2 separate regions of the Homo sapiens genome follow, and region 1 is linked to region 2. Evidence: chromatin loops called from intact Hi-C (ENCODE). Cell type or tissue: dorsolateral prefrontal cortex. All regions are shown on one strand.

What was found. Hi-C counts contacts between places; a loop is a spot of excess contacts. Peaks named below come from ENCODE experiments on the same cell type or tissue, not always from the same donor. Only the 100,000 strongest peaks of a DNase experiment are listed, where the experiment ranks them.
Region 1: a loop joins it to region 2, with 5 times the contacts of the local background. A loop is called at or near these places in 35 of 110 quality-filtered maps.

The regions. Positions count from the first base shown.
Region 1 is chr17:80,422,819-80,430,818 of GRCh38, forward strand. ENDOV (endonuclease V) reads left to right here. Exons shown (of 10, transcript NM_173627.5): 5 at 702-814; 6 at 2,214-2,282; 7 at 2,674-2,802; 8 at 5,778-5,842; 9 at 6,955-7,013. Among named protein-coding and RNA genes, the nearest start is that of MIR4730, 7.4 kb to the left of the region's middle. RefSeq lists enhancers at 2,135-2,636, 2,637-3,136. In dorsolateral prefrontal cortex, CTCF peaks have their summits at 4,245 (motif pointing right) and 4,460; a DNase peak (open chromatin) is centred at 4,273.
Region 2 is chr17:81,097,752-81,105,751 of GRCh38, forward strand. BAIAP2 (BAR/IMD domain containing adaptor protein 2) reads left to right here. Exons shown (of 14, transcript NM_001144888.2): 7 at 2,177-2,329; 8 at 5,751-5,972; 9 at 6,156-6,357; 10 at 6,763-6,964. Among named protein-coding and RNA genes, the nearest start is that of MIR657, 24 kb to the right of the region's middle. RefSeq lists enhancers at 3,950-4,467, 4,468-4,984. In dorsolateral prefrontal cortex, CTCF peaks have their summits at 26, 4,157 (motif pointing left) and 4,360; a DNase peak (open chromatin) is centred at 4,160; H3K4me3 peaks cover 437 bases; H3K27ac peaks cover 5,480 bases.

The sequences.
Region 1 (8,000 bases), 670 kb before region 2:
CCTCCTGAGTAGCTGAGACTACAGGTGCCCATCACCACGCCCGGCTAATTTTTTTGTATTTTTAGGAGAGACGGGGTTTCACGTGTTAGCCAGGATGGTCTTGATCTCCTGACCTCGTGATCCGCCTGCCTCGGCCTCCCAAAGTGCTGGGATTTCAGGCGTGAGCCACCGCGCCCGGCCTAGGGAGATGGGCTCTTTTACTGTTACATACAGAGCTGCGGGCGGCGCAGCAGCACCCAGAGAGGGCCCAGGAGGGGTGACATTGGGCCTTCCTGGCCAGCAAGTGTGACTCGGCCCTGGCTGCTGCCCTCGCACATGGGTGCAGAGCCAAAGGGTTGTCATGTGCCGACCCACATGCTCGTGCCAGCGCTGGCAGGCCACCGTCGAGGGAAGAGGAAGCTGGGAGGTGCAGGAAATGACCGGAGAGCTGCAGTATCCCAGCACGCCAGCGAGGTGCTGACCCTGGCACTGACCGTGTCAGAGAGAAGGAGGCTTCCTCCACGGCCTTGCACCCAGGACATCGGGCACAGGGGGCTTTCGCCCAGGTCTGCTTGGGACTTAGATCTGGTTTCCCCAGCCCTCTGCCTGTCCACAGACCTCTGCTCACTTAGGGAAGCTTTTGGTAAGACTGGCTTGTCCTGAATCCCTGTGCCAGGCCCCAGCCCCACCTCCCCAACCCCACCCTCCTTTCTCTCTGGCAGGCTTTGGGGTGGCCTGCCACCTTGGCGTCCTTACAGACCTGCCGTGTGTTGGGGTGGCCAAGAAACTTCTGCAGGTGGATGGGCTGGAGAACAACGCCCTGCACAAGGAGAAGGTGAGGAGGGGCCTGCTGCAGGCCATGCCCGGCAGCTCAGTGGCGGGGCTGTGGTGGCCCTGGGCATGAGGACACTTCTGGACCAGCCCTTGCCTGCTGACGCTGCCCTCCTCATCCCTGGCTTGTGGCCTGGAGTAAGAAAGACCTGCTTTCCTCTGGGTGCTGCATTGCCTGTCTCAGCTGAGGGCGCTCTGAGCTCCTCTCCTGCCTCCTGGGTGTGCCTGCCTCTCTGGTCCCCCTTGCCTCTGAGCCACCGTGGCACACCAAGTAGGGCTAAGTCCTCCAGTTACTGGGGACAGGACGGGCTTCCAGGCTGTCCCGGGCGCACTTGGTGCTTTCCCCACCCCGCCTTGCCCCAGCCCCTGTCTCCTCCCCTGCATGCTCAGGTACCACAGCCTCCAGGCCCCCCTCCCGCCAAGACCTGCCTGGAGCTGCCACCCACACTCTTCCTACCTCACCTTCCCCTGCATCTTCCTCCTCTGGGACCCCATGTTGGCACTGGGAGTGAGACACTCACAATGGAGGGAGCTGTTGACACCCCCAGCTGTTTCACTGGATGGCAGATTCTGAGAGCAGAGACTGTGTCTCTCATTCCTCCTAGCTCTCAGGTGCCTGCATGGAGAAGTTGCTTAATAAAAATCTGTTGAGTTGATGGGGACCTTAGACCCACTCAATGAGCCAGTCCACCGCCGCCAGAAATACCAGCCTGTTGAGCTGTGTCAGATGTGCCCAAAGCAGGAGAGAAGCCACAGGAAGGAAGCGGGCTCAGCACCCATCACTGGGCAGTGGCGGCACCTGTGTGGCTGCCAGCCTGGCACAGCGGCCCTGGGCAGATTGTTGCCCTTGTTCTAAGCCCCATCATCAGGTTTGAACAGGGTCTTGTGGGCAGCACCCTCAGCTCAGGGACAAGACCACTTCACCGCCTGCACGCTCAGTGTCGTCTCAGGTGGTGTGGCTTTGCCTGGGCTGTGGCTCACCTCCAAGATCAGTCCCCTTCCCTTTCCTGGCCCAGTGACTGGGTTTTAAAAATAAAGAGACCTGGGCCGGTTGCGGTGGCTCACTCCTGTAATCCCAGCACTTTGGGAGGCCGAAGTGGGTGGATCACGCGATTAGGAGATCGAGACCATCCTGGCTAGCATGGTGAAACCCCATCTCTACTAAAAATACAAAAAATTAGCCGGGCGTGGTGGCACATGCCTGTAGTCCCAGCTACTCAGGAGGCTGAGGTGGGAGAATCGCTTGAACACGGGAGGCAGAGGTTGCAGTGAGCTGAGATCGCGCCACTGTACTTCAGCCTGGGCAACAGTGCGACACTCCGTCTCAAAAAATAGAGACTTGCCTTCAGCCCTTCACCAAGAAGAGAGGGGTTTTTTTCCCCATTTTTCCCTCCATTTTCCAGATCCGACTCCTGCAGACTCGAGGAGACTCATTCCCTCTGCTGGGAGACTCTGGGACTGTCCTGGGAATGGTGAGTAGCTAGGGCCCTGAGCTCCTCCAAAGCCCCGGGGTAGGGGATCCTTTGCAGGCAGACACAGGTGCATGCAGACACGCGTGCACTCACACTTGCCCACATCAACCCCCCGCCTGCCCGTCCATCCATCCTCCTGCCTCTGACTGAGTCCAGGGTGTGATGTTTGTGTTTCTTTCCTCCAGCCGTGCTGAGGGAGCCCACCCTCCCCCAGGGACAAGCAGCAGGAAGGCGCCCTGAGGGTGGGCAGGCCCTGGCCCCTGAGAGCACTGCCCCTTCAGCTTCCCCCTTGCCCCCAGGACATTTTGTCAGAGCTCCAGCTGCTGAGGCTGTCCTGACCCTGGTCCCGGTGGCCCAGCCCACAGGACAGCCCTCGCCTTCCTTGTCACAGGCCCTGAGGAGCCACGACCGCAGCACCAGGCCCCTCTACATCTCCGTGGGCCACAGGATGAGCCTGGAGGCCGCTGTGCGCCTGACTTGCTGCTGCTGCAGGTTCCGGATCCCAGAGCCCGTGCGCCAGGTGGGTGTGCTGGGGATGCGGGGAGGCAGCACAGGCTCCTCTGCTTCCTGCCACCTGCTGTTCAGGGCTCCCCAGCAGCTCAGCTGGGGTCAGAGTGCAGTGACATGAGGACGGGGGTTCCTGGGCCGAGGACAGGTCACAGACATCTTGCTGGAGAGCTTGCTGGGCCCTGCAGTCAGGACAGTAGACTGGGGGGTGCAGGGCTCCCAAGAGTTCATCCCCAGGCCCTGCACCCCATGCACTCAGCCTCCCAGCCTCTCTGAGCCTCCTGCACCCAGATACAGGCCAGCTTGGAGAATCAGTGATGTTAGCTCAGGTGGTGAGGTGTCCTGCCAGTTCCCAGCCAGCCCCTCAGGTCCCAGAGGGAGCAGCTGAACTTGAGCCAGGAGGCTCCTGCAGGAAAGCTGTGCAGGCCCCAGAGACGCCAGTCTGGGGACTTGGGTATGCCCGCCCCAGGACCCAGCACAAAACTGGTGTTCGGTCCCCCAGGAAGGGTGAGAACTCTGCTGAAGCCATCAGCTCAGCTGAGAAAGGACTCAGCCTGTGGGCCAGGGAGAGACAGCTGGCACGAGATGCCCACAGACAGCCTCGATAGGACCAGGGGACCACAAGACACGGGTGGATGCTGTCCCAGAGAAGCCCACAGAGTGAGGGTTCAAGAAAAGTCAGTCTTAGGAAGAGACCCGCTGGAGGAAGGGGAAGGACAGCCCTGGGCAGGAAGGAGTTTGATGTGCTCAAGAAATGGGGGGCCCGGAGGGTGGCTCACGCCTGTAACCCCAACACTTTGGGAGACAGAGGTGGGAGGATCACTTGAGCCCAGGAGTTTGAGGGCGCCCTAGGCAACATAGACCCCGTCTCTACAAAAAAAACGTAAAAACAAATTAGCCAAGTGTGGTGGTGCGTGCCTGTGGTCTCTGCTACTTAGGAGGCTGAGGCGGGAGGATCACCTGAGCCCAGGAGGTCGAGGCTGTAGTGTGCCCTGATTGGGCCACTGCACTCCAGCCTGGGTGACAGAGCAAGACCTTATCTCAAAAAAACTTTAAAAAACAAAAACTCAGCAGGAAGGTGTGGCCGGAGCCAGATGGCAGTGAAGTACAGAGTGGGTGGGAGCCCGTGAGCATCTTGGGGTGCGCCAGGGTTTCAGACGTCACCCACAGGGACTTGGATGGCTGTGAGTTGGCAGCGGGGCGCCCGCAGATTGGCCTTTTTAGGTGGCCGCTGTGCGTGCTGTGGAGGCTGTGGACGCAGGTCTGCACAAGCCATGCTGCTTCCAGCAGCCCAGCCCCTGAGCCTCCCTGGTGTCTGCCCCTTCCCCATCTTACCCCACCGCTTGCCCTGCAGCCTGCCCTGGGGCAGCCGCAGCACCGGTGGAAAACCCCCAGGCCACCACCTTCGGGCCGGGGCCTTCCGGCTGCTGGCGCGCAGTGTGGCCTCCAGGGGGCAGCAGCAGCCCACATACCACAATGGCCCTCGCCCTGGGGAGCTGTGCTCAGTGGTGGCGTCTGAGAGCGGGCTCCACAGCCTTGCAGGGCTTTGCTCAGGGCACAGGTGTGTGGACTCTCAAGCCTGTGAGCTGTGTCCCCAGCCCCCAGGAAAGAGGCCTTTCTTCCTCCATTCCAACTCAGCCGTGTGGTCTTCCGAGAGAGAACCCAAGAAACTGTCCCCCAGGCCTTCAGCCACAGGAACTTTAGGTCGTGCTGCTGCTGCAGACAGCACAGTTCCTGGAGCTCCTGTACCTTTTTCTGCCTCAGCGCGCCCCAGAGTAGGACAGTGGCCCATCCTTGCAAGGGAGGGGACACCTGGCCTGTGAGTACCTTAAGCATCTAGAAATAGAGCAAGGATCTGTGCCTAGCACCAGCAAAGAGCCTGCCAAATCCTGGGCCCACCCTCCAGAGGAAGGAAAGCCGCAACCAGTTGGGATATGCAGCCACCCCGTACCAGGAGCCCGCAGCTTCTTACTGTTGGGCGTGAGCCGAGGATCGTGTCCTGCAGGGCTGGCTCTGTCTCTCGGTCCATTTTCTTCCTGAGCTCACTCACCTCTCAACAGGTTCACCTCCTGCTCTGTTCCAGAAGGTCCTGGGAGAGCACAGACGGGGTTAGTGTTGGTCTGCTCTCTCCCTGGCTCCGCGCCGGGCCGTCTTGGTGGCCCCATGGTCACAGGCGCTGCGGCGCTCCTGGTTGCCAGGTCCAGGCTCTCCTGCCAGGCCAGGCTGGGCCGCTCCAGGGGAAGGTGAGAGGTGCTGGCCCCGCCTACCGCTGCCCCACTTCCCCCATGAATGGAAGCAGGAGCAGGCTGGGGGATTAGCCGTTGCTTTCCATGAGTCGTGCAGCCCTGAAGCTAATCTAAGCTCATCTGAGCTGGGATCAGGGGGACTTCCCAGGGCCAGACCCCCCATGCCCCCGGGGGTTCCCACTCAGACCTGAGCCCTGTTCAGTGTCCCTCCCTGCTAGGGTCTGCCCCCATCCCAGCCTGTGGCCCACCGCCCTCTTTTATCTTGGTGATTCTGGAGACGGGACAGGGGTTACTGCTGATCTAGTCAGGGAGAGGACAGACCAGCTGGGCTCAGAGCCCCCAGAGAAGCAAGTGTTAGCAGGGAAGCCTCGGCTTGCGCAGAGCCTACAGGGAAGCACAGACTGGAAACCAGTGAAGGCTGAGCAGCTCCAACTGCCACTGGTGGGGAGGAGACCCAGGACCCCCTCACTCAGCCTGTCCACTCACCAGCTACTCAGGCCCTTCAGGGACTGCCCAGCTCGGTTTGAGAGCTGCCATTGCGGGGCTTTGACCCCAAAGTCCCAGGCATGCCTGTCCCACACTCGCTGACAGGGCCGCGGCTCCTGAGCCTGAAGAACTGGCTGTGACCTGTGTGTCCTGAGTGGGCTTCTGTGGGGGATGGAGGCATTGCCAGCAGCAGCTCCTGGTGGGAAACTGGTCTAGAGACCAGCTCAGCACCCAGCAGCACGTCTGTCTCCCCCAGGCTGACATCTGCTCCCGAGAGCACATCCGCAAGTCGCTGGGACTCCCCGGGCCACCCACACCGAGGTGAGCACCCAGGGAGGCTGGGGCACTAAAGGGGCATCTCACAGACACCTGCATGGGCTGTTTCCGGTGGCTCAGCCTCTCCTTGTTGCAATATTGTGGCTCAGGACAGACAGTGCAGGGCCAGGGAAGGCAGGGGACACAGGAGAGGTCTTCAAAGAGGGAGGAGAGTGGAGTGGGGTAGACTCCTATTCTCGTGGGAACTCTCCAGAAACACCACTGCCTCCACGCAAAGCCCTGGAACTACGGCCCTGTCTGGTCCAAGCCCTACCTCCCAATAGGGCTATCCCCAGCCTTCCTCAGTCCACTTAGCCTGTGAGGTACCAGGACGTGGGCTCTGCAGAAAAGGCGTGGCCTCGGAGTCAGACATGATCCAGCCCTGCATAGCCAGCTGTGGCGTTTGCACTCTTCGAGCCTCAGCTTCCTCATCGTCGGGATAGGCTCTGTAATTCTTGTCCCACTGGTTCTTGTAAGTTAGAGTGACAGTGTGCCTGGCACAGTCACCGCTAACAGTGCAAGGCATTGTCTTAAAACCATTGCAGATGGTTTGATCCTGCTAGCAACCTTGATGTGAGACAAGTACTGTGACCCCACTTTACAGATGAGGAGGCTGGGACACTGAGTGTTGATAAGGAGTAAAGCAGAATTCAGTCTGGCTACTTCCTCTTCTCTCAGTGTGGGCAGTTTGGATTCCAGGCCCTGCATCTGAGCCTCCAGGCTGAGAGGACACCCCCACTCCCTAGGCAAAGATCGCAGGAGGCCCCAGGCCTGGGATTCGCCCTGCCCTCGCCCACGATTAGTTACTGAAGGGCTGCGGTTCCTTCGTGCTCATTTTCCCTCTAAGCCAGGGGCTGTTCCCAGGCCTCCCTAGGCTGCTTTGAGAACTGAGGGAGCAGGTGGCGGGGACCCCCCAAGCTCTCCCAGAGTTGGAGGCCGGCCCGCTTGAATGCAAGCTGCGTGTCTGAGCAGCGTGCTCTGCCCTGCCCTCTGCCCTGGGCTGTAGCAGGTCCTGAGTGTCCAGGCCAAGCGCAGTTCCCAGACCCCATCTGGGGTGTGAGGGGGTGTCAGGTAGGCGCTAGCATCTGATGCTGTCCCTTTCTCAATGTCATCACCAGGAGCCCGAAGGCGCAGAGGCCAGTGGCATGCCCCAAAGGAGACTCCGGAGAGTCCTCAGGTGAGGGCCAGCCCCCACAGGACCACAGCCCAGGCCCCAGGACAGCCCCAAGGCCAGGCTCCCAGGAGCAGGCGGGCAAGGACTGGCAGTAGGGTGGAACTGGGCACCATGAAGACAAGAAGGCCACCGGCCACCCCGTTCTGGCCTCAGGACACTGACCACCCCTGGGGGTGGTCTAGGGACTTAGGGGAACCTCATCTCAGCCGCAGGTGGAGCACCCAGTCCCCAAAGACAGGCTGACCGCACCACCCCAGGGGGACGCCGCAGCACAGCCCAGCACCAGGTGGGGCAGAGGTGACCACGGCCCCTCTTTGCTCCGTCATCGGCTGGTCAGCTGTGGTCACGGTGCCTCAGAGGACAGATCTCTATGGGGGCAAGTGCCAGATCCTGAGAGCGCATGAGACGCTTTCCCGGAGCCGACGAAGGGGACTCGGAGCTGCAGCCTGCACGACCCCTGCAGCCTGTGCTTTGCCCACCCCTTTCAATAGATGGAACTTGCTTGCTCTTTTTTATTCTTCTCAGGATTCATTTTTTATTTCACATATTTGTTTGTTTGTTTATTTATTTCCATTGATCTCTTTACCCTGAGGTTTACTTGCAAAATCAGGGTTCATTTTTAAAGCAGGTCCTCAGCCCCAGCCACACTGAACCACCTCTGCCCTGACACGGGAGGGGTCCTAGCTGGGGTAGCTGGGCTTTAGCACCTGCTCACTGCCTGCCATGACCCCTGACCCCAGTCCTGGCCATCCTCCAGCCTGTCCCAGGAAGAGGGAGCAGAGAGCCTCATCTCAGCCTGGAGGGGGCCGAGGACGGGGGCAGCACACGGGCAGTCTGGGCTGTGGGGCAGGAGGCCAGACAGGGTGGCACTGGTGCCTGAGGGGTTGGGTGCCAGGCTCTGTGCCCGGCGGGGGCTAGGATCGGGGGTGGCACCGTCCCCACAGGCTCTGAAAGTTGATCACTGTCCTCTGTCCTTGCCTGCCTTGCCCC
Region 2 (8,000 bases):
GCAGAGGAGAAGCTGGCTCCCTGCTGAAGCAGCTAGCCTCCTGCGGCCTCCCAGGAGGGGCCTGGGTGTGTCCCTGGGGACAGGGTCTGTGCCTCGGGTGCTCCTCCCTTGCCCTCACCAGCCACCCACAGCCTCATCAGCGTTTTGGGATGGAAAGTTTCCAGCCTACAAAACCGGAGAGCCCTTGACATCCAGGGTCCCAGTCGAGCCCTCCCACTGTCGGGCTGGGGTTCTGGAATCGGGAACCCCGGGTGCCGGGTGTCAGCTGTGCCATAGGGCTGTGGTGTCACGCGCTACCCCAGACCTCAGGCACATGATCCCCAGGCCAGCTGGGGTCATGGAGGGGCCAGCGGGGGGTGGGGAGGCATGCTCCTCCCAGAGGGACAGAGGCAGAGAGCCCTGGGGTTTGGAACTGTCACTTCCACCTACAGCCCTGTTGGTCAGGTGAGTCATACAACAAGCCCTGCACCCATGGGCAGGCTGGGAGGCGCCTCTGCCCAGGATGGGAGCACAGTCCGGGGCCTGGGAGGCAGCGGCCGCCCTCAGCTTCTTCGCCACTCTCTCCCCCAAACTCCCCCTCTCCAGTTTCCTCCCGAGGCTCACGTTGGAGAGGCCTGGGCTCAGCTACAGTTTCTTGGTCTGGCTTTGCTTGCACTACTTCTTTTAAAGTTTTTTTTTTTTAAATTGTGATAAAATACACGTAACTAATACAGTTGACCACGGTAACCATCTTTAAGTGCACAGTTCAGCGGCATTAGCGCATTCATGGGGTTGTGCGATCACCACCACCATCCATCTCCAGAACTTTCCATCTTCCCAAACTAAAGCTCTTAGTACCCTCCGTCCTGGTGTGTTCAGAATCGGTAGCTGGATCTGGAAGCTCTGTCAGGTTGAGACTCAGTTTTCCTTTTGGGGAAATCATTTTGGCTGGAGCAGCTTCTGTCGTCTTTGCTGGAACCCTTTCTGGGCCGACTGTGTGTCCACCAAGAAGCACAGAGTGGCCAAGACGTGACAGCCGCCATGGTCAGAGCCAGGGCCACAGACGCAAGGGCTGCCGAGCGGCTGACCGCCGGGTCAGGGTGGGGACCGCCTGCTGGCTGCCCTGGTTCTAGGGTCTGGCTTGACTACCTGTCTTTCCTGTGCCCAAGAGCACCTGCCAGGGCTGAGGGTTTTCCAAAGCTTCCGCGTTTGTCTGGGACACATTCTCCCCGTCCCCCCATCCCCCCATCCCCCCATCCCCCCATCCCCCCATCCCACGGGGACACCCGGGTGGGCACTCAGGCAGCTCCAAGGTGGAAGGGCAGCAATCAGGCCTACTTCTCATTCCTGGTTCCGTGCTGGCCCCTCACCTGGGCACACCCTGTTCCGAAAGGCGTGACCTGTGGATCTGATCTTGCTGTCCCCGTGGACGCTGGTCTTGCTTTCTGGGCTCCCAGTCTCCGCTCGGTGACCTCTTGTCTGATCCTCCCCACGAACTTCCTTCTCACGTTCTCCCTTGGTGCACGCTTATCCGGAAACCAGGCAGCCAGGTGTCTTAGCGTCCCGCTCCCCGTCATTCAGAGCCGGAGCCGGGTGGGAGAGGAGATGAGGTGCGCCCGGAGTCCCCTCTGCAGCAGAGGGCTTCCCTGGGGTCCTTGGCCACTGTCCTGGGCTCCAGCTCTCCTGCCTTTCGTGCTGGGGCTGAGATGGCTGAGATGGCTGAGATGGAGGGGCCCTGGAGGCAGAGGCACAGGTGAGAGTGCTCCAGGCAACAGGGGGAAGGACCAAGAAGCTGTCCTGGGGCCCATGGAGCTGGGGCGCATCCACACCCAGGCTTCTGTGCCTTGGCCACAGGGAGGTGCACGCGACCCCACCCCACAGCAGGAGCCCTGAGATGAGGCTGGCCCCCTGCCAGAGCCTCCTGCTGGAGGCAGGACCCTCCACTCACCCAGAGTGGTCCCGGGGCAGGGAAGCCTTCTGGGGATGTGGCCATCGGGCATCTCCTGAGTGGTCCCGGGGTAGCTGAAGCCTCCTGGGGGCGTGGTTGTCTCCTGAGTGGCCGCAGATGCTGTTTTGTTTCCAGCTGCTCTGCATGAATGAGACGTGTCCTTTGACTGAGTCCGTGGGGCTGCCCCAAACCGGTCCTGACAGGCGTCCTTCCATCGCTGGCTGAGCCTTTCTCCCTTTCCCTCCACAGTACATCGACGCCATCAGCAACAAGCAGGGCGAGCTGGAGAATTACGTGTCCGACGGCTACAAGACCGCACTGACAGAGGAGCGCAGGCGCTTCTGCTTCCTGGTGGAGAAGCAGTGCGCCGTGGCCAAGAACTCCGCGGCCTACCACTCCAAGGTGAGGCGGCTGGGGGCTGCGCTGTGCCGGCGCTGGGCCTTGCTGGCAGAAATGACCCAGGCCCCTGCCCCAGCCCCAGCCCCGTGAACACACCGGGGCAGTGTCCAGGCTCGAACTCTCGTTTATTTCGGGTTTTCTTGGGGGTGAAGTTCTGGGAGAATTACCAGGTCACAGGGTGCAGGCATTTTGAAGACTCACATTAGAAATTGCCACCTGCAACCAGGGAGAGTCTGATGGGCTTTCAAGGCCTTCTAGAACATTCTTCTAGAATGTTCTTGGCTCTTCTGCCACAGCCATGTCCTGGGCAGGTGCAGGCTGACGCCAGGCAGGGGACGGTCATGCTCCGTGCTGGGTGCCGGAGTCCCGGTGGGACACCTGGTGGGTGGCCTCTGTGTCCTCACTTGCTCTTCCTGTGGCCCCTCTATCCACAGTCCTGGGGTACAGCCTCTGGGCTCATGGCTCTGCTCACCCGAGGCACTGAGGACCCCCAGCCCCAAGCCTGGGTCCCCAGCCACCCAAGACCACTGTGCCACTGGGCCCCTAGGCCACCCAAGACAACCATGACACTGGCCCCAGGTCCAGCAGCTGCCATAGCTCGGCTGTCGTACGTGGACCTGCCACCCCTCACCCAACCCAAACCTGCCCTATCTCTTTGCTTCCTGGGTAGCCAGGGGCCCTGCCTGGCTCTCAGGTGGCCTCCCCAGTCCCTCCCTCACTGCTCCAGAGTGGCCTCCCTGGGACTCAAACCTGGTCACAGGGTCCTCCCCTGGCTCCCAGGCTCTTGGTGACCTGTGCCTCTACCACCTCTGCCTGCACCCCTGAGCCACTGTGGTCCCAGGTGGGGCCTTGGGTGGTGGCCACATGCTGCTGCCCTCGTGACCTCTGAGAGACCCCTCTGCCCGTCATCTGTTGAGGGCCCCTCCTTGGGCCGGTAGACTCTTGGCCCTGTGTTTCCCGCTAGGCGTCCCCCGGCACAGTCCTGCGGCCCTGTGTCTCCCGCTAGGTGTCCCCCGGCACAGTCCTGCGGCCCTGTGTCTCCCGCTAGGCGTCCCCCAGCACAGTCCTGCAGCCCTGTGTTTCCGGCATCCCCAGCCTTGTCGTTCCTTGTGGGGGAATCCCGCCCTGGGATCCGCCATGTCCCAGGACCAAGCCTGGCCCTGCTGAACCAGGAGCGAGTTCCTCAGGGACGGGCTGCAGCAGCCCCCTCCATGGATATCCTGAGCCCCGATGTGAGCAAGGGGATCCCCTCCTAGGAGGCTGACTTAGCCCCCAGAGCAGGCAAGGCCCAGAGGCCAGACTCCCCACCGGGAACAGGCAGGGCCAGCAGGCCCCTGTTCACCCATAGTCCATGGGTAGGAGTTGGGATGGGATCACATGTGTCCCCTGGAACATTCTGGAACATTTCAAGAGTTTCGAAGATGTAGTTCCGGAGCCAAGCCCACCAGGGAGGCCCTGGTCATGTCTTTCTAAAATAAAGGGTTGCAGGGATCCACGGGCTATACCTTGACACTTGTTCCCCCCACCCACCACACTCTCATGTACGTGCGCGTGCGTGCACACACACACACACGCACGTGATACAGAACCAGTGCTCCAGTCCCCACAGCCTGGGGACAGCCAGGAGACAAGTGCTCTTCCCTCCCTGGAGAGGCCCCTCCTGCCGGCCTGGGCCTGCTGGGCACTGTGGGCAGGTGCAGGCAAGGACAGCAGCAGCACCTTTGACCCCTGGAGGCAGCCTCGCTGCTGAAGGACTCAGCGGTGACAGGCTGTGCTGCCACAGCTGCCAGGCAGGGAGCGCTGTGGAGCGCAGGCCTCCCGCCTGCTAGACCCAGGACAGTGGCGGGCGTCTGCGCCCTCTGGCGGGGGCCAGGCCCCATGACGGGGCCAGGGAGTGAGAGCGGGGCTGTCAGTGGCTGGGGTGCTGCCTGCAGGGATGGAGGGCGGGGAAGCCAGGCTGCTTGCCGCAGGTCTCCCAGGAGGGGTTGCGGGATGTGCCTGCGGTGGCAGCAGCTGACCTCCTGGGCTCGTGGGCCCCCGGGCGTGTGTGGAAGAGGCCTGTGTCCCACAGACCCACTTAGAGACGAGCCTCTGGGCTGGGGGCCAGGGTGTGAGGGCAGCCTCCCAGGGCAGTTCGTAGTAGCTCCCTGGTGCTTGGGTTTGGGCCTGCCTCGGGGCTCTCAGGGTGCGGGGGTGACGCTGGCTCGTGGCCGCTGTGTCAGGGCCGTGCCGCTGCGAGGTCGGTGTCCCTCGGCCGTCTGCCCTAGTGCTGGTCCCTGCTGGCCTCTCCGCGCCACCCAAGACTCACTCCTCTACCACTGATCTCAGCCAGGGCTCGGCAGACGTTCTGAAGGGCCACAAAGTTTGTGCTTTTGGCTCTGTGGGCCGTGCCGTCTCCAGCTCTGTTACTGCAATGTGAGGGCAGCCATGAATGAATGATTCACAAATCGATGCACAGCTGTGTTGCAATAAAACTTTATTTACAAAACAGGAAGCCAGCCCTCGGGCTGTGGTTTGCTGACCCCTGGTCTGAGCCAGCAGCAGAGGGGTAGGGGTGGCATGGGGAGGACTTGCTCAGAATGGCTGTCGTCCAACATCCTCCGTGGGTCCCCAGCGTGGGTGCCCAGCCACATGTAGAAGGGAACGGGGATGAGTTGGGGGGAGCAGTGAAAGCCGGAGAGGCCCCCAGAGGTGCCAGAGACATAGCAGTTCTGGCCCACAGCTTAAGGGTCTGGGGGTCCCGGGAATCCAGGCCCTGCAGCCTGCTTAGGCCAAATGGCCAGGAGGGGCAGGGGTTACTTGATTAGCTCCCAGGACCCAGGCCCGGCCGGCTCCCAGTCCCAGAACCTTTCTCCATGCCTGTGGCTTCCTCCTCCTTTGTCCCCACTGTGCTCAGCTGGTCTGTGTCCAGCAGGCCGCAGAGTACGCCCGAGGGAGCGCGGGCTCTTGGGCCCAAGGGCAGTGGTTGGAGCAGTGAGCCTCAGTGTGTCTGACGGGGCTGCCTTCCTGCCCTCGGCAGCCAGGCCTGACCCCCACTGGGCAGCACCACCCCCTCCCCCGGCCATCTGGGGCGCCTTCCTGGCACTTTGGGGTTTGCCCACCGGAGTTTGACCTTGTGCGTCCCTGTCCGTTCCTCCTTCCTCCAGGCCCTGATGGGCCCCGCGGGCGTTGAGCCTGGGTTTGCTCTCATCCCTGGAGGTCCCCCGACTGCATGGCTTGTGGTCCATCCCCGGCCCTTTACCGGCAGCCGCTTCTGTGGGTTGGGGTCAGAGGCTCACGGGTGGCCTGTCTCGCCGAGAGGTACCACCTGGTGAAGAGCAGCCTCCAGCCCCAGAGAGTGCTCAGGGAGGGCCCTCAGCGCTGTGCCTGGCTGCAGGAGACTGAGCCGGCCCTGACCCCTCCCTTCCTGCTGCTTCCACTTCAGGGCAAGGAGCTGCTGGCGCAGAAGCTGCCGCTGTGGCAACAGGCCTGTGCCGACCCCAGCAAGATCCCGGAGCGCGCGGTGCAGCTCATGCAGCAGGTGGCCAGCAACGGCGCCACCCTCCCCAGCGCCCTGTCGGCCTCCAAGTCCAACCTGGTCATTTCCGACCCCATTCCGGGGGCCAAGCCCCTGCCGGTGCCCCCCGAGCTGGCACCGTTCGTGGGGGTGAGTCTGTGGCCTCTGGAAAGCTTCACGGGTGTGGGTGGGAGGGCAGCTTGTTGTCAGGGCGGGGGGCCGCCAGGGTGCAGAGTCCAGGGGCCCCTGCTGAGGGGGCGGAGGGTTCTCTTTCCCCCTGGTCTTGCCCGGGGTGGGCTCCAGCAACAGCCTGCTCTGCCTGCTTCCCTGCAGCGGATGTCTGCCCAGGAGAGCACACCCATCATGAACGGCGTCACAGGCCCGGATGGCGAGGACTACAGCCCGTGGGCTGACCGCAAGGCTGCCCAGCCCAAATCCCTGTCTCCTCCGCAGTCTCAGAGCAAGCTCAGCGACTCCTACTCCAACACACTCCCCGTGCGCAAGAGCGTGACCCCAAAAAACAGCTATGCCACCAGTAAGGGCTCCGCTGGGGTGTTGGGCTGGGGTCCCTGGACGTGCCTCCTCAGACCCTACAGTCATGCCACAACCCTCAATAGGGGCCTGGGAGACCCTGAGGCTCACAATTATGTGACCGTGTGTACCTACATGCATGTGGTACACACACGTGTGCCTGCCCAGCATCCAGCTCCCTCTTGTCAAGCCTCTGGTGCTCAGTGGGGGCATGAGTGGGGTACAGGGTTAGGCTCATGCAGGCAGCAGCCACTTGGGAGCAGGTAGCTGCTGCTGCGGAGAGCTTAGCCAGCCCACTTACCCACCTGGGGCACAGGCGGCTGTGCTCTCAGCACCTCAACCAGACTCCCTGGGCTTTGCTGCCCCGCCAGCCAGGGGCAGTCCCCTTACCTGTCCCTTGTCCCAGCAGCCGAGAACAAGACTCTGCCTCGCTCGAGCTCCATGGCAGCCGGCCTGGAGCGCAATGGCCGTATGCGGGTGAAGGCCATCTTCTCCCACGCTGCTGGGGACAACAGCACCCTCCTGAGCTTCAAGGAGGGTGACCTCATTACCCTGCTGGTGCCTGAGGCCCGCGATGGCTGGCACTACGGAGAGAGTGAGAAGACCAAGATGTGAGTGTTTCTCGGGGGCGGGCTCCAGGCAGCCGCTGCCTTCAGCAAGTGTGTGGGGCAGCGACACTCAAGTGCACTGAGACCTTGTGTTTAGAGTGGCTGTGCAGGTTGCGGGTCCTCGCCGTAGAAGACCTGGGCAGTGAGAGCAAGCGTGACCTGGGGTCTTCGCCACCAACAGGCGTCTTCTCCCCTGGCAGGGGTCTTCGCCCCAACCACCTCCCTGCAGGGGTCTTCCCCTACAGGAGGGATCTCCCCCCAACAGCAGGGATCTCCCCCCAACGGCAGGGATCTCCCCCAATGGCAGGTATCTCCCCCAATGGCAGGGGTCTTTCCCCATGGCAGGGGTCTCCCCCCAATGGCTCGGGTCTCCCCCCAGCGGCAGGGGTCTCCCCCCAGTGGCAGGGGTCTGCCCCATGGCAGGGGTCTTTCCCCACGGCAGGGGTCTCCCCCCAATGGCAGGGGTCTCCCCCCAATGGCTCGGGTCTCCCCCACATGGCTGTTGTCTTCCCCCATGGCTGGGGTCTTTCACCACAGAGTCTAGTGACCACCTTGCTCCATCGCCTCCCTGTGCCACTCAGATTGCCGCAGGGTGTGGCATCCCACACGTGTACACACTCAGCACGTCCAGCCGAAGCCCTGTGGTGGGCATCAGTTTCCCACAGTTCGCAGGTGCAGAGCAGGGCTTGGCCATCCTGAGACCGCAGGCTTTCTGTGGCTTTCAGCTCTTCCACATGCCAGACGGGCTCTCCAGTTTGGAGTTCTAGAAGTCACCTATGGAGTCAGATGGGCCACACCTCCTCAGTTTACTGAATGCTGTTGCAGAGAGGCTGGGCCAGGGTGCCACCCTCGCTGGACCTGGGGGCTGCATTCCCAGGGCTGTGTTTGTGCGGGTGTGTCTCTTGGCAAGATGGGAAAAGGCCCTGACATTTGTGCCTTCCTAAGCTTGGCCTTGCAGCCATCACTCTGAGGAGGGGGCCGAGGGCAGGGGGTCTCCCAGGAGGCTGCTCCATCTTTCTTCCAGTGGCCACTCCAATCT